Regions from separate parts of the Homo sapiens genome. Here region 2 is linked to region 1. A link is a loop called in an ENCODE intact Hi-C map of the cell type or tissue named here. Cell type or tissue: CD4-positive, alpha-beta T cell. All regions are shown on one strand. Links, peaks and the distances in the headings refer to the core of each region. The heading gives the core; the rest is flanking DNA.

Region 1 (11,307 bases), core at 3,308-11,307:
CTTAGCATCCATCTCTGGATCCAAGGTGGCTGTTCCAGCTCCCGTCACCACATCTGCAGCCCAACTAGTGGGAGGGAGAGTGGGAAGAGGGGTACATGGCTATTTCTTTTCAGGCACGACTTGGAAGTGGCAGACATAATTTGCTCTCATATGTCCTTGGTCAGAATTCAGCCACTTGGCCACATCTTGCTACAAGGGAAGATGGGAATGTGGTATTTAGTGGGCATTGGGGGTGAACATTGTGATGCTCCACTCCAATACCCTTTGGAACTGAAGGACATCTTTTTCCAGCTGCTGGGAGGGCTGCTGGCTGACAGTCCTCAACGCTTTCCAGAAATGGCTCTTGGCCGGAGAGAGCTGCCCTACCCAAGGTTATGCTCCCTACCTGGGGGTAGCCTGCACACAGTGGCTTGATGGCATGGGAGTGTCACAACCTGCACAATTCTGAAGGGCTACCCGGTCTTCACAGGTCCTTGTGGGGTCAGCCAAGGCCTTATCTGAGACGGCATGAAGCCAGCATGTCCCTTTGTCCAATTCCATTTCTTTTCCTGCTCCTACACGTGTGTTGACCCCAAGGGCGACCCCCAGCCCATCTGCCTGCTGATCTCCATCTCAGGGTCTGCTTGCAGGGCAAGCCAACCTGCAACAGCATTCCTATGCCCAGATAAACTTGGGAGCTCTGAAGGCAGCAGGGTACAGTGACTGCTGATGGGCAAGAGCAGTCTCTGCTTCAGTCGTGGTGGTGGTCACTGGGGGATGTGAGAGAGTCCATAGCTATGGGGAAGGTGCTGTTCAGGCTGGTTGTCATGGTGATGGTGGCCATGGCTGTGCTAGAGAGTGGGATGCTGTGGAGGTGTAATGGTGATGTTCATTCAACTGGGCTATGCTTACCTGCCTGCTGCACTCCACCCACTCCTGGCCTGCTCTTCACCTCATGAACGGGCTCCTGTAGGGGCTGTTCTCTTTCCCTCTTTGACATTCCATCCGAACAGCTGCCAGCTGCCTTCTCACTCCTTAGACTCCCTAGTCCCTCCTTCTCCTAGCCAGCCTGTTGGCTGCCCTGGATAGACTCGTGTCTGCTGCCTCTACTCCCCAGTCCTAACTCAACCCCATCTCCTGCCATTCCAGCTCCATGTCCCTGACGACCGATAGCCATTTGGCTCTCCCCGGGGCAGATGCCCAGCCCATGCACAGTCTATCTGGGAAGCTTTCTGGCTTCAGTGTTAGCTACAGGGGGTCCTCTTTGTTCTCCAGTGCAACCCAAACTAGATCTGGCTCAGTGACGGTGGTGATGAGGGTGAAGAGGTGTTGATGGTATTGATGGTGTTAGTGGTGATGATGATGGTGATGGTGTTAGAGATCCTAATGATATTGGTAGTGATGGTGATGGTGGTGGTGGTGGTGGTAGAGTGTTGGAATTGGTGTTGATAGATGATGATGGTGTTGCTGCTGTTTGTATTGAGGTGGTGATAGCGGCGGTGGTTATCATGTTGGAGATGGTGATGGTGGTGGTGATAATGATGTTGGTAGTGTTGATGGCAGTGGTAGTAGTGGTGTTGGTGATGGTGGTGGTGATAATGACGGTGGTAGGGGTGATGTTGGTCATGGCGATGGTGATGTGGTGGTGGTGGTAGAGTATTGGTATTGGTGTTGGTAGTGATGATGGTGTTGTTTTTTGTATTGAGGTGGTGATAGCGGTGGTGGTTACCATGTTGGAGATGGTGATGGTGGTGTGATAATGATGGTGGTAGTGTTGATGGTAGTGGTAGTAGTGGTGTTGGTGATGGTGGTGGTAATGATGGTGGTAGTGATGATGTTGGTAATGGTGATGGTGATGGTGATAATGACGGTGGTAGGGGTGATGTTGGTCATGGCGATGGTGATGTGGTGGTGGTGGTAGAGTATTGGTATTGGTGTTGGTAGTGATGATGGTGTTGTTTTTTGTATTGAGGTGGTGATAGCGGTGGTGGTTACCATGTTGGAGATGGTGATGGTGGTGTGATAATGATGGTGGTAGTGTTGATGGTAGTGGTAGTAGTGGTGTTGGTGATGGTGGTGGTAATGATGGTGGTAGTGATGATGTTGGTAATGGTGATGGTGATGGTGATAATGATGGTGGTAGTGGTGATGTTGGTAATTGTGATGGTGATGGTGGTGGTGGTGATGTTGACAAAGATACTAATGCTGACCCTTTCCTTTCTTGCTGGATGCCTTCATTAAGCCTCCAGTTAGGGGCCAAAGGCTAAGGCTTCTTCTTTTGTCCTTTCTTATGCTGGCAACATACGGACTCTGCTCCTTGTCAGATTTGGGTCATTAGGGGATTCACCCACATTCTGGCTGGGCAGAGCAGCCTGTGGGATGGAGTGAAGTGGGGATGAAGTTTGGAGGCCAAGGCCCCTCACCGTCACCCCCTTCTCTAGAAAAGATTGTGCAGGCCTGACCAAGCCCCTGTGTCCTTGTCACCCAGTCCTGAGGGGCAAGTTTGGGCTTGTGGTACGAGAGAGCACTGGACAGGGAGTCAGGAGACTGTGCCTGTGTTCTGACTCCCTGAGTGTCAAGTCCCTTTGCTTCTTGGTGTCTCAGTTTCCCCACTTGCATAATGAAGAGGCTGGACAAGGGCTGAGGATTTAAGCTGTTTCTCCCAGTGGCACAAGCACTGCTGTGGGGCAAGAGTGAAGTGGACAAACCACGCCAGGCCCCCTGAGCAGCCTTGCCAGGCATCACCATCAGCTTGTCTGACGGGTTCTCTGACCTATGTAGTCTGATCACTGGGTACTGCATGAAAAAGCATGGATGGTCAGGTATGGCGGGTCCCATTACAGCTAAGCGTGGCTCACAGGCTTCTCCCGTGTGTGTGTGTGTATGAGTGTGTGTGTGTGTGTGTGTGTCTACCTTCAAAAACATTTCACAGATCTGACCACTTTGCACCTCTTCCACCCTGACAACCTTAGCCTAACTCTCCAGCTCATCACCCCTGGGTGCTGGGCAGCTCCTCAGTAGCCCCCATGCTTCTGTCCTTGGCCCTGTAAAATCTATTAACCACTTACATGGTTTGGATCTGTGTCCCCACCCAAATCTTATGTCAAATTGTAATCCCCAGTGTTGGAGGAGGGGCCTGGTGGGAGATGGTTGGGTCATGGGGGTGGAGTTCTCATGAGTGGTTAAGCACCATCTCCCCTTGGTACTGCATAGTGAGTGAGTTCTCACAAGATCTGATTGTTTAAAAGTATGTAGCACCTCCCCCATCTCTCTCTTTTGCTCCTACTCCAGCCATGTAAGACAAAGCTGTTTCCCCTTCACCTTCCGCCGTGATTGTAAGTTTCCTGAGGCCTCCCCAGAAGCTGAGCAGAAGCCTCCATACTTCTTGTACAGCCTGCAGAAATGTAAGCCAATTAAACCTCTGTTCTTTGTAAATTACCCAGTCTTAGGCATTTCTTTATAGCTGAGTGAGAACAAACTAATACGAAACTTAATCTGCAATGCAAAAGTATTAAACGGATGAATACAACCACACGACTTTCAAAGTGCCCTTTAAAACCCAAGTCTGATTTTGCTACCTCTCTGCTCAAAATGGCTTCCCATTTCATCTGGGTAAAAGCCAGATTTGTCACAGGCCCTACCTGGTCTCCCGGTAACCTCCTTGATCTCATCTACTTTCCCCTCTGTTCCAGCGGCACTGGCCTCCTTGCTGTTTCTCAGACACATGAACCATGGGCCTGCCTCAGGGCCTTTGAACAGGTCATTTCCTCTGCTAGAAGCACACTCACTTGGCTGGTTCCTCCACCTCCTTCAGGCCTCTGCTCAGCCATTCCCCTCTCAGTGACACCTTCCTGAGGCCCCCTCTGCGTATCGTCACCCTCACTCCCTATCCTCCCTCCATACTCCACTTTACGCCACAGCCCATGTCACCATCTGGCAGGATACGTGTTTGCTAGCTCATTGTGTTTATCTGTCCCCTATGCCCCTGCCAATAGAGGGCAGTTTTGTCTGTTTTATTCTCTGCTGTACCCTCAGCACTTGGGACAGAGCTTGGCATATAGTAGGTGCTCACTAAATACTTGTTCAATGAACTTCTGTGTTTTTTGTACCCCTGTTGCAGTCGGGCACTGATACTGCTGAACAAATTCAAGGACACAAACTCTTCCTGTCCTGTATGTAGTGGTGAGGAGCAGTGGGGAGGGCCTTGGACTTGAAGCTGGTGTCCCAGGGTGTATCCTGCTGCAGCCACTTGGGGTGTTGTGATGTTGGGTAAGCTACTGCCCCTCCCTGGGCTTATCCTAGCTGTAAATGAAATAAGAATAATCCATCACTGCAGGGAGATGTCTCCAGGCTACTTAACACACAGTAGCTACTATTATCATGTGTCTTAGCTTCAGATGCTATAACAAAATATTATAAACTGAGTGGGTTATAAACAACAGACCTTTATTTCTCATAGTTCTGGAGGCTGGAAGTCTGAGTTCAGGGTGCAAGCATAGTTGGGTCCTGGTGAGGGCCCTCCTCTGGTTGCAGATTGCTGACTTGTTATATCCTAACATGGTGGAAAGAGGGTGAGAGAACGCTGTGGGGTCCCTTTTAGAAGGGCACGAATCCCAGCCGGGCTTGGTGGCTCACGCCTGTAATCCCAGCACTTTGGGAGGCTGAGGCAGGCAGATCACCTGAGGTCAGAAGTTTGAGACCAGCCTGATCAACATGGAGAAACCCCGTCTCTACTAAAAATACAAAATTAGCCAGGTGTGGTGGCACATGCCTGTAATCCCAGCTACTCAGGAGTCTGAGGCAGGAGAATTGCTTGAACCTGGGAGGTGGAGGTTGCGGTGAGCCGAGATTGTGCCATTGCACTCCGGCCTGGGCAACAAGAGCAAAATACTGTCTCAAAAAAAAAAAAAAAAAAAAAAAAGAAAAGAAAAAAAAAAAAGGGCCGGGTGCGGTGGCTCACACCGGTAATCCCAGCACTTTGGGAGGCCGAGGTGAGCAGATCACGAGGTCAGGAGATGGAGAACATCCTGACTAACACGGTGAAACCCTGTCTCTACTAAAAATACAAAAAATTAGCTGGGCATGGTGGTGGGCGCCTGTAGTCCCAGCTAATCGGGAGGCTGAGGCAGGAGAATGGCGTGAACCTGGGAGGCGGAGCTTGCAGTGAGCCAAGATTGCACCACTGCACTCCAGCCTGGGTGACAGAGCGATACTCCGTCTCAAAAAAAAAAAAAAGAAGGGCACTAATCCCATTTGTGAGGGCTCCCTTCTTATGACCTAATCACCCCCAAAGACGCTGCCTCTCAATACCATCACATTAGGGATTAGTATTTTAACAGATGCATTTTTGGGGGACATAAACATTCAGTCCATAGCATCATGACTACTATTATTGTGAATTCTTAACCCCAACGGTCCATGATATGTATGCATTAACAAAAGGGAGGCAGGAATAGGGGTTGGCCTAGAGTTGAACTTAGGAAACTGGTAGAGTCCCCAGGTCTCCTCTGCCTCCAGGCTCCCTAGATCCTCTTGATCTAAGAGGGGGAGCTTCTCAGACTCTTTAAGGGCTTATCTCAGCCACTTTTGCCAGGGATGTGAAAAGACGGCCCCTGCTCCGCTGGAAAGAGTAATTCTTAACCCAGGGGAAGGAAGGAGCCAGTCACGCGAGAGGCAAGAGCTCTGGATTGGGAACCAGAAGACCTGGATCGATTCTTAGCCAGGCTGTTGGCTCCAGTGACCTTGGGCCCGTCACCCCTCCTCCCTGGGCCTCAGTCTCCCAATCTGGATCAGGTCATCTCTAAGCTAAGGCTGCTTCCCATCTGCATTCAGTCCAGCACAGCAGGACCTCAGCATCTCCCCATCCACCTGTGGCCTGGCCTTCCTCATCGCTCGTTCCGTTTGCTGTTTCTTGCCTCGGCCTCCCTATCTCCGTCCACAGCCCTTCTCACAGGGCGTCAGGTATGTGTACCTCGGTGTGGCTGAGAACAGGATTCCTGCAGCGGGCCTTCCTGTCCAGGGCAAGGCCTGGTGTGGGCAGGGGACCTGCGAATCCCATCACTTCACCCCAGCCTGCCTGCCTCCTGGGCGGCTCCCCTAAATCAGTGCCCTGCCTGTCAAAACATGAAACACAGTCAAGATATGAACCAAAATGAGGAGCTGGAGAACAAGAACTCTATGAAATCGCTATGATCCTCTTCCCTGGGCCAACCAATGGACCCCGTCACTCCCTGCCTCTGGGCCTGTTTCCCCATCCACGCAAGGAGAGTGGTCCCTAACTTGGACACAAATTTTCCCGGTGGTTCTGAAGACCAGCCTCATTCTAGTTCACTGGACTGGGGATGTCCCTGTGGCCCAGCTTGTTGTCAGGATAGCGGCCACAGCCCAGGTCCTTCTGGAAAGCTGATCCGAGAGCCAGGTGTGCGCTCTCTGCAGGGCACTTCCAGAAGCTGACAGCAGATGGTGCTGTTGGCCCCATTCCTGTGCAAAGGGAGGCTGAGCCGCTGCCAGGGGCTCCGTGCTTGGAAGTGCTGGGCAGGGCTTGAAGTCCCGTCTCTTCCAGGCCCAAGGCTGGACGCTTGGGTAGACACACACACACACAAACACACGATGCAGAGACACGGAGGTGCATGCGTGCAGGCTGTTCCCGTCTATCCAGAGTGTGGTGCCAAATGCCAGCCCCGACTGTTAACTCACCCAGTGTGTGTTTCTGTGTCACCTCTACGGCACGGGGTCTGCCAGGCTGCAGGTGTCGGAGAGAGGCAAGGGCCGAAAGCAGGGCGGTTTGTGTGGGTGAATGCAGGCACACAGGTGCTAGTGTCTGTGGTTCGTGTGTACGCAGTGCCCACGGAGACCCGTGTGTGCACGCGGGTGTGCGAGGGGGTGCGTGTTAAGCACCCCAACGCCGTGTCCCTCTGGGCGACTATTTGGCTGTGTGTGGGGAGATGTGTGCGTCTATGACTGTGCATACAGGCATCTGTGCTTGCGTGCACACGTGTGTTTGGTACGTGCGTGTGCTTGTGTGGTAATCACAACCTTTTGGCTGGGCTGATGGGACAGGAAGCAGGAGGAATGATGAATGGTTTGAGTAGTAGGGAGGGTGTGAGTAGACAGGCTGGAAAGACCAACCAACCTCTTTGTTAGGAGGGTGAAGGCTGAAGCAGGTGGACCCAGTGCGCAGAGACCCTGGCCCGGATCGGGGAGGGGCGCGCCAGTCCTCACGAGCTGCGGGGAGATGGCACTGCCACTCTCATCACGGGTTAAATGAGTGTCCTCGGCACCAGGCACTTGCTGGGCCCTTTCCACTCACACACACTCTCGTCTAACAACCCTTGACGTCCCCACAGTACAGAGGAGGAAACTGAGGCTGGGGGAGGTAGAGGAACTTGCCTGTGGTCAGTCAGCGAGGAGGTGGCGGAGCTGGGTGTTGAACCTAAGTCCAGCCCCAGGCCCTGTCAGCAAATCACCTTTGCCTCAAGCCAGCCTGGCAGGAGGGAGAGACGTGGTGCTGGTGATCACCGGTGGGGAGAGGCAGGGGAGAGTGGCAAGGATGAGAGGAGGGAAGGGAGCCCGTGACTCCTGGGGCAGTGGAAAATCCTGGCTTGGGAGCTAAGTGCTCCCTCAGAGCATTGGCCTCTGCCCTTAGCTGTGGGGTCAGCCCCTCAGAGCCTCAGTTTCCCTATCTGCCAGGCAACGGGCTCGGCCCAGGCATGCTATGCCCTGACAGCATGCAAGAGACCTTGTTGGGCACTGCCCCTTCCCCATTAAACAAATGTTTATTGGGCATCTACTATGCGACACTGGGGGGTGCCATGGGGAACAGGACAGGCCAGCTCTCCACCCTCATGAAGCCCAAACTCCAGTGCACAAGCCCAAATTCCCACAATAAAGGGAAGCGGGGAAGCGCCGAGACTGAAGTAAGTGAGGTAAGTGCTGTGAAGAATGGCCGGGGCGACTGGACAGACAGGGGCTGGGGCCGCTTGTGGCCAGGGAGGGAGGCTGTCGGGGAGGGGCAGCCGCAGCAGGTTCTGGGGAAAGCATCTTCCGGACAGAGGGATGGGGAGGGGGCAGGAGCTGGATGGGGCAGGGCCTCTCAGGATTTCATTCTCAGGGCAACAGGACGTCACCCAGAGAATTTAAGCAGGAGAGGACCCGATCTGATTCGTGCTTGAAAGATCACCAGATGCAATGTGGAGAATGCTCTATGGGGACCAATGACTGCAGAAGGAGACCAGGATGTGGCAGGGATTCTATAAAAAAGCCACCCTGAGCCGGTGCGTTTAGGGCACGGGGGGCCTGGGAAGCTGTGATTTGAACTCCGTACCGTTGAGCAAGCCCTCTACCTGGTTTCTCCCTTCCCCTTGGCCCCACCCTAAAGCAGGCTCTTTCCCCGGCTTATTTTCTTATGCCTGGGGTGACTTATTTTACCACTGTGAAGCCTGGGAGTGAGGTCTCCAGGCATAGACCCTCTATCCCAGCTCAGGGCTCGAATTCTAGCTGGTCTGTTATTGGCAGGATGACTTCAGTCAAGTTGCTTCTCTGAGAGCCTCAGTTTCCCCATCTGTAAAATGACGGTAATGATGCTTCTTAGAGCACCTGATGGTAGCAGTGAGGATGAAACAGGATGGAGCAGGCGAGGGCTCTGTGCAGTGCCTGTCACATCGTCAGAGCTGTTGTGATCTTGCTGATCACTAAGTGACCCATATGGCCTGGCACAAGTCACTGAAGTCTCTTAACGGCAGTTTTCTCCCTGTAGAATCCCTGAGAACTGGGAAAGCCTGTAACACATAGCAGGCGCTCAGGATGCTTGTGTTGGGGAGTTGCTCCAGCCTACCCAGCCTTCTTTGGCTGGGAGGCAGGAACCAGTCCGTTCTGCAGAGAGGTGGCTTTGGGGGCAGGGGTATGGCCAGGAGGGGGTCAGGCTCACGTGAGGTCCCATGGTCTCCTCCTCCATCTCCCTCAGCTCCCCCCCACCTCCCTCAGCTCCCCCTCCACCTGCCTTCCCTCCAGCCCTCCCTCCACCCTACACTGTGCCCCAGGGAGTGGGCATTTGGAAGTCTCCCAGTGCCCCTTCCCTTCTCTGATTTGCATGTTTAGAATGTATCTGCAGACGCATCTCTCTAGCACGGGGCCCAGCCTTTCTGCCTCCCTCCCTTCCTGCCTGCGTCTCTGGGAGCTGAGCTATCTGCATGCACGAGAACCGAGAAAAGCAGGTCCACCCGGCCCCTCCTCTCCAGAACCTTCTGAGATGCCCCGTCCCTATCCCTGCTGCCTCAGCCCTGCCAGGACAACAGTTCCATCTGGGGGGCGTTGGGATTTCTTTTTGCACACCCGCAGCTCGGTCTGCACCCGTGGGGGCTGTCTAGCTCAGCGGCTGCCGGGTGGCACTCTCAGATCACAGGCCTGACATTTCAGCGCTTGTGTCTCTGTGCCAGGCAGGCACCAGCCCGAGCAATCGATTCTCTCTGCATAATCGCTCAGCACCGTCCATAACATTTCATCAGCCCCCATTGGCCCTCTGGGCTCCTTCCTCTGGGCCTCACGCTGGGTTGCCCATGCCCTCTCTTCCGGGGCTGGGTGCTGTTTTTCCAAGTCCTCGCGAGAGCTGCCCCCCTGCCCTCCACTGCCATCCCCGCTGCACTCCCCATGAGGCTGGCAGGGCTTCCTCAGTTTCTGGTCACCTCCTCATTCCCGTGTCACCTGGCATCAGCCACATTAGGTTCCCTCTGGTTGCTCTAAAAGCAGAAGTCTTTCCCAGCTCAGGGCTTTTGTACATGCTGTGCCTGCCATCAGAACGCCTTCCTAGTAGCCCCAGCATATTCTCCTCTTTGCCTAGCTCGCTTCCACTTAGCACTGGGGTCTCAGCTTAGCTGGTGCTTCCTCCAGGAAGTCCTCCTGGATTTCCCAGACTAGGCTAGGTTGTTCCACTTCACCCCTTTTTACAATCAACTCATCTCTTTGGCACCCCATCCCTCCTGTAGTGATTTATTTGACATCTGTCCTCCTCATTCCATCCGAGTAGGCCCTCTCTGTTTTCTTTACTTCTGTAGCTGTTGGGCTCATACAGTGATGCCCAATAAATGCTTAGTGAATTGAATGAATTATCGGATGAATGTTTGCTGAGTACAGCCACTCAAAGGCCTGATCTTTTGGCCGTGACAATGTCCCTCCCCGCAATCATGAGGAAGAGAATGGGTCTGCTCCAGGCCTTCCTTTGTGTAATGAGGGTGATGAGGCTGGGAGAGGAAGGAATGGTCGTGATGAGGGGAGGGGAAATAGGCTCTCTGAGGCCAGGGGCCAAGCCTGCTCCTCTGTCTCTCTTCTGTCTCTGATGTGTGATGGTGCTTGGGGGCTGTCAGCTGAGCAAAATGTAAAGAATGCTCATGTGGCTGGTGGGGTGGGTGGAGCTGATGGTGGTGAGGCTAAAGGTGACAGCTCTTGGCAGTGGTGGTGACTGTGTTGATGATGGCGGTAATGAAAATACTCATGCTGATGTTGGTTGCTTATTTGGCAGTGGAAACAATGGCAATTTTGCTGTGGCTTTGGGGTGATGGTACAAAGCATGTTTGAGAAAATGGACTTTGGAGTTAGGCAAACCTGGGCTCCTCTCCTGCCCCTATCGCTTTAGGCATCCAAGAAACCCTTCAGTGTCTCAGTTTTCCCATCTGTAAAGCAGGTACCATAAGAGTACCTACTCCATTGGGGCATGGCTGGGACTAGGTCTGTTGTCAGGATTAAATGAGAAGATGCCTGGAGAGCTCTTAGCGCAGTGCTTGGCCCACGTGAGGTTTTGAGTGACCATGCGCGGAATGACATCATTAGGATGATAGCTTGGTGGTGATGGCCCCAGGGCTGCTACTATTCCTGGGGATGATGATGGTGACATTTGGGAGGAAGGGGATGAAGATGGCCATTGTGGGTGCTTTTCCTGATGCAGGGGCAGTTGACAGGGCGAAGTGATGCTGATGATGTTGATGATGGTGATGGTGACAGAGAAGCTTAAGACTGATTAATTCAATTGTCGGTTAAACAAGCAGCATGTGTTTTGTGTCAGCAAATTTGGGGGAAAAATAAATACGACCCTTGGTTTTCAGGAGTCATGAATAAAATAGAAAATTCACACACATATGGTAGGAATAAAACTCTGGGGACTGTTGTGGGGTGGGGGGAGGGGGGAGGGATAGCATTAGGAGATATACCTAATGCTAAATGACTAGTTAATGGGTGCAGCACACCAGCATGGCACATGTATACATATGTAACTAACCGGCACATTGTGCACATGTACCCTAAAACTTAAAGTATAATAATAATAATAATAATAATAAT
Region 2 (16,337 bases), core at 5,205-13,204, 140 kb after region 1:
TTATCCCCACTAATTTCCACCATGGAGACTGGGGGTGGGTGAAGGCCTGTTGCTTCCTGGGCCTGGGCCTGGAGAGCCCAGAAGGTTGGAGTCAGCTCACTTCCCAGGCCTGGTTGGGGTTATCAGGCCAGGAATCTGCTTCAGCCCTGGGCCCAAGCTAGGGAGGCTGCAGGAAGCCCCTGCTCAGCCTCCTTAGCTGTTGGGGCTGAGACACCCAGGTATCAGCTCCCTGTCCCCATCAATCCTGTGGCTCCTGCCCACGTCTGACCCAACAGAGGGGATGCTAGCAGGGCATCTCCCAGCCGGGGCGCTGAAGCTGCCCCTCAGCAGCCCCTGGGGAGCTGCGGGAAGCATAGAGAAGAGGAAGCAGAAAGGAAGATGGAAAAGAGAGCAGACACTCAGAGGCTACCTTCCTTCCTCCCCACTCCTCTTCCTCCTTTTTCTCTTTTGCCTTCATTTCTTTCTCCCCCTTCCTCTCCTTCTCCATCTCTGGTATTCCTGGAAGCACTTTTATTTTTTGTCATTGACTCATTCACTCCTTCCCCTAAAGCATTTATTGAGTATCTGCTATGCACCTGAAGAGGCTAGGTATGCAGTGGGCAAGGTAGGACCTGAGCCCTGGGCTTGGAGCATTCAGCCTGAGTCAAGCTAGAAGATCTTGGGAGACCTTGTGCTCGCATCAGAGATGGGAGAAGCTGAGTCCCAGAAAGGTAACGTGAGGTTCACTCAAACTGTGCTCCCCGCCCCTGACCCCTTCCACCAATACAAAGATCCCTTCCTCCCAATCGCTTCAAGTGTTAATTATAGGAATAGGCCTAGGCCCCTCCCCCAAGGGGCAACCCCCTCCTCCCCGCAACAAAAACAAAAAGAGAAACTAGTACTGCCTTACATGTTAAGTGGAGGTGAAGGGAAGGGCACTGCAGGCAGACAGGAGAGCACATGCAAACGCCTGGTGTGTCAAAAGGCATGCTGGGTAATTTAATCATGGTGCCACATTCATAGCCAGGAAGCTGGTGGGTATGGCCCGGATGTGTGAGAGGTCATGCGCCTGGAGGGTCATCCATCTTGGCAATGCCTCTCTGCCCTGGGCCCACTTCCTTCCATCCTGCTATCTTGTCCGTTGGAAAGTTATCCTTGCTTTTTTTTTGGCCAGTGCCAGGTGGTCTCTGATGGTGACGCCATGCCACACAGCGAAGGAATGGATTGCAAGGGAGTCCTGCCTTCATCATGGCCTGGCTCATCCCCAAGGGCAGAGACCTGGAGTCAGATCTAACCCCTGCCCTTGCTTTTCCTGCCAGGGCTCTGCCCTGGCCTTTCCTGCCAGGGCTTCCAGTTACCCAGCCCCCCAGTCACTGTGGGGAGACCACAGTGGGCACAGCTGCCATCCTGGGGCCCCTTCCCCACCATTTCTGGGGCTCAGAGCCAAATACAACTAATGCCAAGGATTCAATTCCTGAAATGCAGTGCATAACCTCAGTGTTCTGACGGTGACAACGGAAGCCAGCCCTTGGGGCTTCAGAAGAAGGAAGCAGGCATTTGTCTGGCAGGCAGCGAGGCCAGCCCGTGGATGGGGAGTGGGGCACCAGATTCAGTTCTCCAGTGAGGACACTTGAGCTCAGACAGGAGCTGAGGCGGATGGGGACTAGAGTTGTAGGGAGTGCAGTCTCTGGGCAGAGACTGTCCTCAGAGCTGTGAGGTCAGAGATGAGGGCAGACACAGGCCCTACCCTCAGAAAGCCCCAGTCTGATGGAGGAGGCACAGCCTTGTCCTGGGGGAAATCCTAGTCTTTCTTATTTATTTTTTATTTTTATATTTTTGAGATGGAGTTTTGTTCTGTCGCCCAGGCTAGAGTGCAGTGGCGCCATCTCTGCTCACTGCAGCCTCCATCTCCCGGGTTCAAATGGTTGTCGTGCCTCACCCTCCCGAGTAGCTGGGACTACAGGCACACACCACCATGGCCAGCTAATTTTTGTATTTCTAGTAGAGACAGGGTTTTGCCATGTTGGCCAGGCTAGTCTCGAACTCTGGTCTTGAACTCCTGACCTCAGGTGATCCGCCTGCTTCGGCCTCCCAAATTGCTGGGATTACAGGCATGAGCCACCATGCCTGGCCTGGAAATACTAATCTGACTGAGTCTCCATTCAGTTCTAGAGCAGTGCTGTCCAATAGAAGTTTCTGCGATGACGGAAACGTTCTAGATTCGCAGTGTTCAATGTGGCAGTACTAGCTACATGGGGTTTTGAGCACCTGAAACTTCCCTACTGCAACTGAAGAACTTCGTCTTTCATTGTATTTAATTGTAATTCAAATTTGCATAGTCACACGTGGCTGGTGGCCACCACTGAGGCCAGCACAATCCGATACAGTCATTAACACAGTTGTTGTCTCTTCTTAACAAAGAGAGGGCAGGCCCCACGCTCACAACTTCCCGTGTGCTAGTCTCTAGGTAGAATTTAACAACGTTCCTTGTTTTTATGCTATTTATGGTTTTTATGGTTCCCATCTATTTACAGGAAATGATACTCATTTTCCATTTATAAGAGCATTAGTATCCTTGAATTAGTTTTTTAAAGGTGCTTTTAGATATAGTAAAATATTAAGGAAATAATAGGACAAGATATAGAGTTGTGACCAAAATCATGACTGCAGTTAGCAAAGGACCAACATTTGCTTTATGCCACTGAGAGATAAAATTCAAGTGCTTCTGCCAAGCCCCGGGCCCCAGTGCCCTCCCATGCTTCAGCTGATCCCTGGGTCCTGCAAGTCACCTGCAGCTTTCTAGACTCACCATGGAGTTCTGGGTCTAATTCCTTCCTGTCTCCTTGTCCCTCCCACTCCTTATTCTGCAGGGATCTGGGGAACTCCGTGGATCCAGAGAGATGCCCAGACCGAAGCCCAGACTGGGGAAGGCCAAGCAGGGCCCACAGATCTCTCTTGTCCGAAAGGATCTGGCATGATCCTCTTGGATGTTGGAGGTTGCCATAACAACCCTCTGGACACTGAGTGGGGAGGGCAGAGCTCTGTCTCACTGCCCACCGAGATCCAGAGAGATCTCAAGAGAACAGAACTGCAGTTTGTTTGTGACTTCAACCCCTAAAAAAGAGCATCCACTACCCGCCTTGGCCAAGCTCAGGGGAAGAGACCCCCATTTTAGAAACCTCTGTGCCAGCCTTCATAGGTCTGTGAAGCAGGGACTATTGACTCTTTTACAAATAGGTATACCGAGGCTCAGAGAGGTTCAGTCACTTGGATGGAGGACACACAGCCAGTGAGCCCTGGAGAGGGATTGGCGGGAAGGGACAGATTGGGAAGGAGTTTGAGGGTCCTCTGGGACAGCCCCGGTCTAATCAGGAATCCTGGTCTCGGCAGCCTGAGACCTGGCTTGTGGGCTCTGTCTTTCCCTAGCTGTGTGGTCTTGGACAAGTCGCTCCCCTTCTCAGGACCTTGGTTTTCTCCGCTATAAAAATGAAGATAACAATACACCCTTGTATGCCTCCCTCCCTGGATGGCTTTGAGAATGGAATGAGATAAAGATGATGGGGCCTGGTGTGGTGGCTCATGTCTATAATCCCAGCACTTTGGGAGGCTGAGGCGGGTGGATCACCTGAGGTCAGGAGTTCAAGACCACCCTGGGCAACATGGTGAAACCCCGTCTCTACTAAAAATACAAAAATTAGCTGGGCATGGTGGTATGCGCCTGTAATCCCAGCTACTTGAGAGGCTGAGGCAGGAGAATCACTTCTATCTGGGAGGTGGAGGTTGCAGTGAGCTGAGATCACGCCACTGCATGTCCCCCAGGGCAACAGAGCAAGACTCTGTCTCAAAAAATAATAATAATAATAATAAAATAAAATAAAGATGATAGGAGTAATTTGCAACTTCAAGGACCCATGAAGGCTATTACTATTGTTGATGATGAGGACAATGACGGTGGTGATGACAGAAAAGGAAACGGGGCGGGGAGTACAGGGTCAAAGCAGTGTGAGAAGACACAAAGAGCCCCAATGCCACCACATCAACCTCACTTCAGCTTCCTGCACCCCCACTCTCTTGGGGTGCCCTTCTCTCTCCCCACCCCTGGAAATCCTTTAGCCTCAGAGTTAAATTAATCAACAGGATTAGGTGGAATTGGCCACAGAGGCCCTGCTGGTTGGGGCTGAGTCTTCTGTGTACCAAAAGCAGGTACCTTGGTGAAGCCTGGGCAGCTGGTTCGAGGAGGGGGACGTGGGGGGAGTGAACATGGGAACGCATTCATTAAACGGCAGCCAGATTCGGGGTACGCAGTAGGGGAGCAGCCTCATGGCCAGCCTGGGCTCCTGCCCTCGCACTATCAAACAGCTAAGGAATGGGATGGTCCCAGGGGGTGCTGGTCTGGAGATTGCCCCAAAAGAGAAGGATACAGGGAGAGATGCTTTCTCTGAGTTCCTGGATCCTGTCTCTAGTCAGGGATGTGGAGCAGTCCATACTGAGCAAAGGAGAATTGCAGCTCCTACCTGAGAGACCTCCCAATCTCATGGGGGAGAAACAGCCTCTGTTTTAGGAAGCTCCCAGTCAGATGGAGGAGGTATCACCTTGTCCTGGGGATTTTCCAGTCCAGTGGAGGAAACACTGCCAGATGAACCGGGGCACAGGACAGACGTAAAACATCAAGGCAGCTTGTGGCTCGTTAAAGCAGCAGAGCCTTAGGACAGAATGAGGGGCGGAAGGTGCTGGGAGCCATTTGCGTTGTCAAAGCTTTGGGGTGGGCAGGAGCAAGTTGGCCGGGCAAAGTCCGGCCCAGGCTGAGGTGATGGTGGTGATGGTGATGGTGATGGTGATGGTGATGGTGATGGATGGAAGGTTGCTGGGGGCAGCTCCCATCATCTCTCCCCCAGCCTTTGCCTCTCCCTTCAAAGCCTCCTTTCACAGCTACTGACCTCTGGAAGCCATCACTGACTGCCAGCATGTGCCAGGAAGCCTCAGCCACGCCAGCAAGGCCTCAACCACTATGGGCCTTGCCCATGTGTCCCCACTCACCTTGCCATCCCATACAGTTCCCTGTCCAGCCACTCATGGCTTCTGTGAGTGAGTGAGCCAGGTGGGTCTTGCTTTGACGCCTTTGAACATGAGCTTCCTCTGCTCAGAGTGCCTTCCCTCTTCCTGGGAGTGCTCACCCAGCACCATCCAGCTCTTGGGCCACCTCCCCCAGCAAGGCTTCCTGGGCCCATCCAAGGTGATTTCAGTTCCCTTTCTTGGCGTTCTCAAAGCTCATCAGGAGACACTGAACTAGACTGTTTATGGGTCTGTGGGTCTCACTGGTCTGGGAGATCCTTGAGTGCGGCAGGGACTATGCCTAGGACACAGCATGTGCTCAATAAAGGCCTCTTGAATGAATAGAGCTTGACAGAGCTTGGCAAAGTCTCTCTTAAACTCTGACACACTGCAGCAGTCACCCCCCGAACTTGCACACAACACTCTACAGTTTACAAGCCCTTTTGTTGTCCCAACAGTTTCTCCCAATAAAGGGAGGGGAAGGCAGGCAGTGTTATCCCCATTCTACAGATGTTCAGTGGAGTCTCAGGGCAGTGGGGCTGCAAAGTAAACCCAGGACTCAGGACTCCCAGCCCGGAGAAGGCCAATATGGCTACAGCAAGTTCCCGGGTGATGGAAAATTCCATTTCTGGTCCTGAAAACCAACGTGGCTTCTCTTCCATCCCCAACCTTTCCCTCCTCCCTCTTTTGCCAGAGGAAAAGCCTTGAAATAAGGTGGCCACAATCTCTGAATCTACCCAGCTCACAGAGGACCAGGAGCTGACCCATTTCTAAATCACCCATCCCGGATCAGTGGAGGCCGGCAGTGGCCCTGAGGTTTGGGGTCCTTCTCTCAGCCTCCCTCACACCCTCCGGAAACCCTCCCACCCCTGCTTCTGCGCTCCCCTCTCCCGCAGCCTCCCAACCCAGCTTTTCTTACAGTTTAACATAGGCCCCGGTGTTGAGCTGCGGCAGAGAAACGAATCACATAATAGTTGATATGCGTTTTAATCAAGTAATTCGGGCAGAGCTGAGAGCTGGCGAGTGTGGGCCAGGCGTCTCTGAATACCAAACAGGCCTGGGCGCAGGTCTCAGAAAATGGAAAAGTCATTTACAGCTCAGCTGGGGGCCCGGCAAGCCGGGACCATGGCAAGGGCCCTCCCTGCTCCTCCGAGGGAACTGCTCAGCTGTAACCAGCGCACGGTGTACGGGGCTCGGGCGTGGCTGCGGGAGTCAGATTGCACACAAGGACAGGGCGACGGAGGAGCAGACTGAGAGGCAGGGGCTTGGAATCCAAGTTAAACCTCCTTGGGGGCCCAGGAGAGGATGAAGCGTCCCATTACAGTCCACCTCTTCTGCTCACACTCCTTTTGGGAGCTCATCTCAGCATTGGGCACCATACCCAGCCAGCACTGTCCTTCATCCCCTCCTCTCCCTTCACGCCTCTCATGCAGCTGGCCCAGCACTGAGGCCAGGAGATCCCGAGTCCCTGTTAGCTTGGAACCTGTCCTGGCATCCGCCCACCCCATCTCTTCCTGGACTCCAGCCACCACCTTCTTCCCCAGCAATGGCAGGGCTTTGCAAAGGCTGTGCCCTCTGCCCATGCCCTGTCCCACCCTCCTCATGGCCTGGTGAACCCCTGCAGTTTGCAGCGGGTCAGGCCAGGAAGAGCGGGCACTGAGGAGCACAGACTCCGGGCTCAGTCTGGCTGGATTCTGTGGCCCCCACATGTGAAAACACAGATAATAACAGAGAAACCCTCGACCCTCCCTCAGCACAATCACAGACGTGCTATGTATTCTGTTTTGTCATCTGTCCCCAGCACCCATCCACCACCCACCGCACACTCCACAAGGATGGGTATTATTATTATTATTATTTTTGAGACAGTCTCCCTGTGTTGCCCACACTTGAGTGCGGTGGCTTGATCTCAGCTCACTGCAACATCCGCCTCCCAGGCTCAAGTGATTCTCATGCCTTAGCCTCCCGAGTAGCTGGGATTAGAGGCACCGACCACCGTGCCGGACTAATTTTTGTATTTTTAGCAGAGACAAGGTTTTGCCATTTTGGCCAGGCTGGTCTCAAACTCCTGACCTCAGATGATCCATCCGCCTCAGCCTCCCACAGTGCTGGGATTACAGGCATGAGCCACCGCACCCGGCCAATGGGCATTCTTGACTGTCCTTTGGATAGTCAAGAGCATTGACTGTCCAAATTCATTCAAATTCATTGATTCGTTGCCGAATCTCCAATGCTCAGCACAAAGTGGACACTCAAATATTTGTTGCATGAATGAATGGATGATAAAATGACTTGGTATCTTACGGCACATAAAGTAGTGCTGGGTTGGTAACAACTGAATGTTCAAAGAAAACGAAATTTAGAAAAACAACAGTGCCGGGGACAGGTAAGCCTTCCTCGGTGCTCTGGGTCTAAGGTATCCATAGCTGCATTCTCATTGCTGAGACAGAGCAAAACTATCCACGCTTGATTCATTTCAAATGTGTCTGTGTGCTCACTCAGTCCCAGTATCTAGGAGTTCAAAGGTGAAATCAACCCAGCCCTACTCTGGGGGTGCAGGGGAGATGGGTGGAGGGGAGGTCAGGTCCTGGATAGAGCCACTGAGTCAACCGCCTGACCAGTTGGCCCTGCTCTGGTTTCTGGCTGTAGCTGACCACTTTCCTGACCCCCATCCACTTCCCCCACACAGGTACTCCCCTGTCCTGGTGAGCAGGGACCCCAGCCAGGTGCCCTGCCCCACCCAGGCAGCTGGGCAGCTGTGCAGGGACAGGTGGAGAAGGGGATTGAGTGAGGGTACAGGAGCAGGGAGGGGGCTCTGCATATTCCCCTTGAGACCAGTCCTTGAAAGATGGGTTCTCCATCAACTCCCTAGGTCCTGCCTACCCCGCCCCCACAGCCCGGCAGCACCTCCTCTCTCCCCTTCCCAGGCAGACCCAGGAGGGGCCGAGAATGTCTTAAGGCCACAGCACATCTGGGGAGTCCATTATCTCCAGCCCTTGGACCAAGGCTAAACCACCAAGTTGCTGGCCCCAGAGGAGGGGGTGGCAGCTCAGAGTCTCAGGGACTTGCCCAGGGCCACTGCCAGAAGGTGGCAGGGTGGGATTCTAATGTGGGGTTTTCTAGGGCTGGAGTCCCGCCCACTTCAGGCTGCTCCTCCCATCCCCAGTTCTCCACTGGGAAGAAGACAGGGTGAGCTGGCATTGATCCAGGGAGAACACTTCTTGCTTCTTCTCGAAGGAGATTCTAGAAAGGGGGCAACATGGCTCCTCCCCCTCCATGGGGCCCAACAGCTGGCAAAGGGCAAGACTCCTCCATGCTGATGTCTGAAGGGTCCCACCGGCCCCTAACCAGAACCTAGGCCTCAGGCTCCATGGCCAGGTCCTCTGGCTGCCCCAGAGGCCTCCTGGGGGCTAGGAAGCATTGGCAATGTGAGGATCCAAATATGCTCTGTCTGACTCCAAATCCTACACTCTCTCCCAGTGACTGAGAGACCCCCACAGGTTCAATTTCACTCTCCCAACTCAAGGAGAGGAGGGAGGGAGGAGAGTGTCTTTAGGAAAGCCAGAGTTGGACTCTCACCTTGTTCACAAAACTTGACAAAACTTTTTCTCCAGGGAGCTCCCATCGAACCCCACCAGGCCGGATTTTAAAATTCTAAGCCCGGCCGGACATAGTGGCCCACACCTGTAATCCCAGCACTTTGGGAGGCCAAGGTGGGTGGATCATCTGAGGTCAGGAGTTCGAGACCAGCCTGACCAACATGGTGAAACCCGTCTCTACTAAAAATACAAAATTAGCCAGACATGTTGGTGCATGCCTGTAATCCCAGCTGAGGCAGAAGAATCACTTGAACCCGTGAGGCAGAGGTTGCAGTAAGCTGAGATTGCACCATTGCACTCCAGCCTGGGCAACAAGAATGAAACGCCGTATCAAAAAATAAAAATAAAAATAAAATAAAATAAAATAAAATAAAATAAAATAAAATAAAATAAAATAAAATAAAATAAATTCTAAGCCCTAGGTAGATGATTTGCACCACAAAATCTGATGCAAGGGGAAACTGCAGTGGGGCATTCTCTGATCCTGGCTCTCTGCTAGCAGCATGGTACTGTCCTTAGACACTAGAGGGCACTGTGTATACATTCCTGCCAGGAAAGAGCCTTTCTAGGAAGAAGGAAGTAGTACTGCTGGAAATGGTACTGTGTAGTTGCATGGACAGAATTCAGAGCCCTGTATTCTCGTGGCAGACCCAGAGCTCTTTCTTCTGCGCCAAGCTGTGAACCAAGCACAAAGCACATATGGGAGATGAAGCAAGAGGTTGAAGTTGAAGATATCATGAGGACCCTTCTAACTTGGTCTCTTTAACATGCTGGTGTCCTGTGCAGCTAATATGGAGTTTTGGAAGGGGTGGCAGCTGTGAATTAGTGAGGAGGATGAGGTGGGACATTTTAAGAGGGCACCTTGGGGGCAGGGGCAGGCCCACTCTATGAGGAGCTCAGCTCAAAATCTTTTTTTTTTTTTTTTTTTTTTTTTTTACGGAGTTTTGCTCTTGTTGCCCAGGCTGGAGTGCAATGGTACAATCTCAGCTCACCGCAACCTCCGCCTCCCAGGTTCAAGCGATTCTCCTGCCTCAGCCTTCCGAGTAGCTGGGATTACAGGCATGTGCCACCATGCCTGGCTAACTTTGTATTTTTAGTAGAGAGTGGGTTTCTCCATGTTGGTCAGGCTGGTCTTGAACTCCTGAGCTCAGGTGATCTGCCCACCTTAGCCTCCCAAAGCCTCCCAAAGTGCTGGGATTACAGGCGTGAGCCACCGCGCCCGGCTCAAAATCTTTTACACTCTTCCTGTGACTTTAAGTCCATCTTGAAATTACTCACTAGTTCTCATTCACTTCTCTCATGGGTTATTTCAATCATTTACTCATCCAAGTTATTTAAGCAGCAGGGAGAGCAACGATTGTGCTGGGCAGAGCAGAGGTCACTATGCTGCTCCTGAAGGGCTTGCCCGCTTGGTCCTATCTTACAAAGTGTGGTGGAGGTAGCAAGGGCTGGCACTGGGGGAGAGGTGAGAAGAGTAGAGGCAGTGAGGTCAGACGGACCTGGGTTTGAGTTCGGAATCTGCCTCCTACCAGCCATAACTCCTGGGTATGTTTAAGTCCTGAGCCTCGTTCTTGTTATTTCTAAATGGTGAGAGTGATGGGAGACAGAAAGGAGGAGGGGAGGTGAGGAAAACTAGATGGAGGCTGAGCTCCCAGCCTTGTGTGTGACAGGCGCTCCTGGGCTGGCCAGCCTGCCAGCCACCAATCCCAGACCCAGTCTCTCCTCTCCTTCAGAACAGAAGCCTGGCAGGTGGGGAGTTGGCACTCTGGGCTCATCCATGACCTGCTGTGTGACCCTGAGCATGTCACTTGTCACTTGTCCTCTTGGAATCTCTATTTGCTTATCCATCCCCCTGGGAATAAGAGCTGCCATCCTGCCTATTCCCTAGGGTACTGATGCAGCTCCAGGGGTGGGAACCTTGAGAAATACACAGACAGAGGTACCCTTGATACAACTGTCCCAGCCCCCCACTAACCTAGGAAAGTAACTTCATCCCTCTGGGCCTCAATTTCCTCATCTGTAAAATGAGGACAAGAATAGTACCAACCCCACAGAGTTGTCATGCACAAAGATGAAAGGAATTACTGCAAGGCAAGAACAGTTCCAGGTACTCAGTAAGCACCCAATCCATGTTAGCGATTATTATTGCTGCTATTGTTATTATTGGCCCCTCCATGTAGTGTGGACCTATTTTACTTCTGTATCCCTCAGAGGCAAGCACAGTTGCCTGGCGCAAAACACAAAGGCAAGGAATGAATGCATGGATGAATGAATGAACAAATGCCTGAATGAATGAACAACTGACTGAATGAATGAACATGCCTTTGTCATCCTTTCCTTATTCTTCCACGGTGGAGGCTTTGCAGATCCCCAAGCCATGCCTACAGACCCCACGTCCATCCCATCCCATCCTTTTCCCAGAAATCTGTCCTGGATGCAAAACGTACCTACAGAGAAGAGGGGGCCAGGTGGTCTCAGGTAAGTGATTCAGCTGTAGCATAAATGCTAGAGGCACTAAGGGGCCAGAGGAAGACAGACGCCCAGGAAGCTGGAGCAGGGGAGGCCTAAGGAGAGGTCTCAAAATCAGCAGAGGGGAAAGAGCAGCAGCTGGGGCTCCAGTGGCCAGATGAAGCTGCCCGGCATGGAAAGGAAAAGGCAGCCTGACCACCCATCCGCGCCCCACAAAGCGGCTGTGAAAGGACCATATGCCTGAGAGGCCAAGCCTGCGGGACCCTCCTTCTCCCCCTCCCCACGCCCTCACCCCTCCTCAGTGCTGGAGCCCTGGGAGACACAGGGGCTGTGTCCAGTTGGAAAGTTGTTTGGAGGTGGAGATGGAAAATGGCTTTGGGCCTCGTCCCTCTGTCCATGTAACTCCCTGCTTCCGGGCTCAGCCATGAAGAAGGACTTAAACCTGGGGCTCACTCTACCCTGAAGATGGGGCTCTGTGAACCCATGCAGCATCCCCCAGTGGGGCTGGGTGTGAAGGCCACAGAGAAGAAGCGTTCAAACCGCTGCTGGTGTGCTTTGACCTTACGAAGCACCTTTCCTGTAGCAAATCACAACACCTCACTACAATGCTCATCAGTATTTCTATTAGCCCCATTTTACAGGTGTGAAAACTGAGGCTCAAAGGGGTTAAGTAACTCAATGGCAGAGTGACCGTGACGGCCAGGCAGCCAGTCCCAGAGCCCTCTTAACCATCGCGATGGGCACTTCTGAGCGTGCCATGCCAGGTCTCCTGCACAGGCTCAAACATGCCCACCCTGCAGAGCCACTTCCAGCCTCCATACCGACTTGTGCCCTGGGATGATGGCTTCAAATTAGTTCCTGTTGTCTAACCCCACCATCCTCCCAATCTAGACATGAAGGCCACATAATCCATGAAGCCCTCCAGGACTACCACATCCAGAGAACTCTGCTTGAATCCCTGTGGCACTTGCTGCCTGTGCCATCTTCTCAGCCCTTGGTATCAACTCCTGCTGGAGACTAATCATTAGCTTTTAGTGGATATGTGTGGAAAGTCCATCTCCCCATCAAACTGAGGACAGCTCAGGGTAGAGATGGTGCCTTTACAATAAGACAGGGAGTTCCTCGAGGATGGAAACTCTATTTTTTCTTATATCGGGCATTACTCGAGGGCAGGGTAACTAAGAACAGCTCTGTAGTTCCTATCATTCTAGAACACTTTTTTTTTTATTTTTGAGATAGAGTTTTGCTCTTGTTGTCCAAGCTGGAGTGCAATGGCACAATCTCGGCTCACTGCAACCTCCGCCTCCTGGGTTCAAGCGATTCTCCTGTCTCAGCCTCTTGAGTAGGCATGCACCACCATGCTCAGCTAATTTTGTATTTTTAGTAGAAACAGGGTTTCTCCATGTTGGTCAGGCTTGTCACGAATTCCCAACCTCAGGTAATCCACCTGCTTCGGCCTCCCAAAGTGCTGGGATTACAGGCGTGAGCCACTGCGCCCGGCTAAATGCTTCTTTTCTTTCTTTCTTTTCTTTTTCTTTTTTTTTTTTTTTCAGACGGAGTCTCGCTCTGTCACCCAGGCTGGAGTGCAGTGGCACGATCTTGGCTCAGTGTAACCTCCACCTCCTGGGTTGAAGCATTTCTCCTGCCTCAGCCTCCGGAGTAGCTGGGACTACAGGAGAATGCCACCACGCCCGGCTAATTTTTGTATGCTTAGTAGAGACAGGGTTGCACCATATTGGTCAGGCTGGTCTTGAACTCCTGACTTTGTGATCTGCCCACCTCAGCCTCCCAAAGTGCTGAGATTACAGCCGTGAGCCACTGCGCCTGGCTAGAATGCTTTTAATCACAGTCTAAAGGAACTGCAGCCATCAGTTAAATAAAGAAGCCACGGACCCTCATCATTACACACACAGCAAGGAGAACTGATTAAGCTTCCCCAGAGTCACAGCTTCTCTCCCAGGACTCTGTGCCAGTTTCTTTTCCCTCCAGAGTTATTTCTATGCTTCCAGCTTCCCGTCTATCCCCACATTTCTATCTTCCTTCAAATAGGCCTCCCAGGAAAACTCTGAAACCTAACATTCTGTGCACCTAACAAGGTGTACAGAGAAGCATGTGCCCAACAGGTGTTCACCAAGCACCCACTGGTGCCTCACAAACCACACTAACAAAAGCTACAGCAGTGAATGTTCATTGCAACAGGAACTAGGGGTCTCAGGATCATGCCACCATGAAAGAGACCCACTCTCCGAAAGATGGGTCTGCTGTGCGCCGGTCCTGGAGTGCTGATGAGAAAGTCAAGCAGGATCACTGGAAACATAAGCCTGACACCCCCACCACTGGGGCAGTTGCTGTAATGGAGGCCATGCCGCCCCCCTTAGAAACAAGATCTCCACCTGAGAAGCCCACCCTATGAAACAGACTTCACCCTCTGGAGACACCAACACCAAAGCCATCAACTTGGTTATTTCCCCTGCTACTGCCTCCAGGAATGCCAGATTAAAACACGAGTTGTCAGGGCGGAAGTGTCCCCCAAATCACCTACAGTCAGCTAGCATGCCCCATTTAGATGAGAGGACTCTTCACCTTGCCCAGAGGGGCATCCCCCAGGAGCCCGTGGGCTGGCTGTAAAGACGAGGGGGCTTGGGGTTGAAACCCTGAAGTTTGTCCCTGACTTCACCTCTAAACCCCTCTCTGAGCTGCATTTTCCCTACCCCTAAAACCAAGGGGTCTTCCTGGATCTCAAAGAACAGCCCCCTGAGAAGGGGTCTGGGCTGTATCTGATGGATAAACTCCACCTTCAGGGTTCAGGACAGTGCCAGGCATACAGCGGGGCTGGCTCTCAACAATGCCTGTTGCTGGAGAAAGGATCATTGACTGGTGGGGGTGGTGAGGAGTTTCAGAAGGGACTATGATCCTAAGTTGCGTGTGCAGCATGAGCTACAGGACACCCTGAGATCATCTGCTTCCTGTGGGGGAGGGGAAGGACCAATTTCATCACCCTCCCATTCTGCCTGGGGCCTGCCCTGCCTCCCAGGATCCCCCAATCCCCCTCTTTTCCTCTTAGGAGAAGGGGGTGGGGAAGACTTATCCTTCCTTTCCCCTCTCCTCCCCCAACTTCCCCTCCCCTCCCCTCCCCTCCCCCAGCCACTCATGGGCCTCTTGTGTCTCCGGCTGGTCGCTGGGCAGCGAGAGGCCTTTCATGGTGCATTCTCCCGCTGCCCCCCTCCCCACCCTCTCTCCCCAGCAACCCCAACCTGTCGTGCCCCCATCAATCTACTGCAACCCAGCCCTCTCCAGCTGGCCTGGATGGGCCGTTCCCAGGCAGAGCAGGTCCACAGTGGAAGGTGGTGGAAAAATGTGGACAAATTTCTGATTTGCAACACTCTGGGAAAGAGTTTATTGCCATTGTTTGAGGACGAATGTATAAATAAAGCAAGGCGAAGATGGCAGGGGGAGGCTGGTGAAAGGCAGAAAACGAGAAATTTTATGGCCATAAGGAGCGTACTCTAATGGTGATTTTTGAGGCACTGGACCATGGTAGTTACTTAGCCAAATGATTGCTGTGAAGCTGGGCGAGGTGGCTTATTTCTTAATTACTGTTACGTATTATGTCAGGCAGATGCCCCAACCCTGGAAAACTTGGTCCTGAGCGGACCCCGGCTTGGAGCCAGCTCCTGGTGCAGGGATGCTGGTGGGCAGATGGGAGGCTAAGTGAGGGCTGTCACCTGCCCTGATCAGGGGAGCGACCCTGGGGCCTGCTGCATCTCCCCGCTGCCGGGACTCCTGGCCCCCGAGACACCACCAAGAGAAGAAGTGAAAGAGAGACTCGAACTTAGAGCCATGCCTTCAAGATATGAATTCACTCAACACATCGGGGTCGAACACAGGTATGAGCCCCGTTCTGAGCTAGTTATGAGAGCTGCGACAGAAAATGAGACTTCAAAAGCTGTTTACAAAAAGCAGCCGGGGGCTCATTTCGGCTTCCTGGCTAAGAGTCTCTGCAAAGCTGTTCAGAGAGCAGGACAGCAGGTGGGGTTGGGGGGACAGCCTGAGAAGGGGTCCTGGGCTGTATCTGATGTATTAATTACCCCACCTCCAGAGCCCAGGACAGCACCGGCATGCAATTGGGCTGGGGAGAGGAGAGATGCCCTGACATGCTATGTCACCTTGGCCAGGTAGGTGGTCTCTCTGAGCCTCTGTTCCTTCACCCATAAAAACTGGGTAGGCTGGGTGGGGCTAAATATTCCCTTTTTGGTTCTAACATCTTAAGATTCTGTGATTCTAAGATGCTGTGGTTCTGTTGCTGTCAGAGTTGGTGAGGTTGATTTTTCCAAGGCGATCGGCACGTGCCTATTGGACACTTTCGGCTTTTTTTCATGGTGGGCGTGTGTCAGGTAAGGCAGCCACAGAGGAAAGAAGGGGGCTGCTGAGGGTCCACTATGTCCCAGGAAGTCATCGTGCACTACATCCTTTCATAGAACCCTCACAATCATCTCGTGGGAAGAGGACTCTTTCAAACACTCAAAAAGAGGTGCAGACTTGCTCAGATGCTAAGCAGCAAAGTCTCCATCCAAACCCAGGTGGGGCAGACACCGAAGCCAATGAATGCATTTTAAGCAAAGCAAGCCACCTCCCCAACATCTTCTAGACCAGCTGTCAAGTGTTAGCAGCATCAGAATCACCTAGAGGGCCTCTGGAAACACAGGTTGTTGGGCCCCATGAGGGAGCCTAGGAAGTCTCATTCCCAGCAAGTTCCCAGATGATGCTGCCACTGCTGTTGGTGGGGGTGGTTCACAATTTGAGAACCACTGTTCTATAGAAATGCAGAGAAAACCAGCATCAGCAAATAAACAGGACCACGCTGCTCTGTGAAAGGGAGCAAGAGCCTGGGGAGAAACACACAACCCCTCTCACCCATCAGCACAGTGGAAAAAGGGGGACAGACAGCGGTGCCATGCCCTAGCCCCTCGTGGCTCCAAAGCCCTGGATCTTTTTCACATGGGAAGGGTGGAGACGATGCCAAGGGGGCCAGCTTGGAGGAGGAACTTCTTTCTCTGTGCCTGCTCCTGCAACTTGCCATGGTGGCTGTGCCATCAGATTCTTGACAGACCACAGCCTGGAAGCCTGCCTCCCTGCCTGCTCCGGGCTCTGAACTCACCTCTTTTCACCTCTTCTTCTCCACCCTGGCTCTTTCCCTAAGTCCCGTTTCTCCTCACCATCTTTTCCTTTGTGTTCAGC

What was found. A loop is a pair of places that touch in the nucleus more often than their neighbours do. Peaks named below come from ENCODE experiments on the same cell type or tissue, not always from the same donor. Only the 100,000 strongest peaks of a DNase experiment are listed, where the experiment ranks them.
Region 2: it touches region 1 in a loop (5-fold over the local background); 7 of 110 quality-filtered maps call a loop at or near these places.

The regions. Positions count from the first base shown.
Region 1 is chr1:18,816,082-18,827,388 of GRCh38, reverse strand. No RefSeq gene overlaps it. Among named protein-coding and RNA genes, the nearest start is that of TAS1R2, 38 kb to the left of the region's middle. RefSeq lists a silencer at 6,310-6,488 and enhancers at 6,667-7,176, 7,177-7,686, 9,383-9,883. In CD4-positive, alpha-beta T cell, for the core only: CTCF peaks have their summits at 6,232 and 6,451 (motif pointing right); a DNase peak (open chromatin) is centred at 6,438; H3K27me3 peaks cover 1,163 bases.
Region 2 is chr1:18,674,394-18,690,730 of GRCh38, reverse strand. The region is part of intron 4 of PAX7 (paired box 7); the gene reads right to left. Among named protein-coding and RNA genes, the nearest start is that of PAX7, 52 kb to the right of the region's middle. In CD4-positive, alpha-beta T cell, for the core only: CTCF peaks have their summits at 8,967 and 9,169 (motif pointing right); a DNase peak (open chromatin) is centred at 9,160; H3K27me3 peaks cover 715 bases.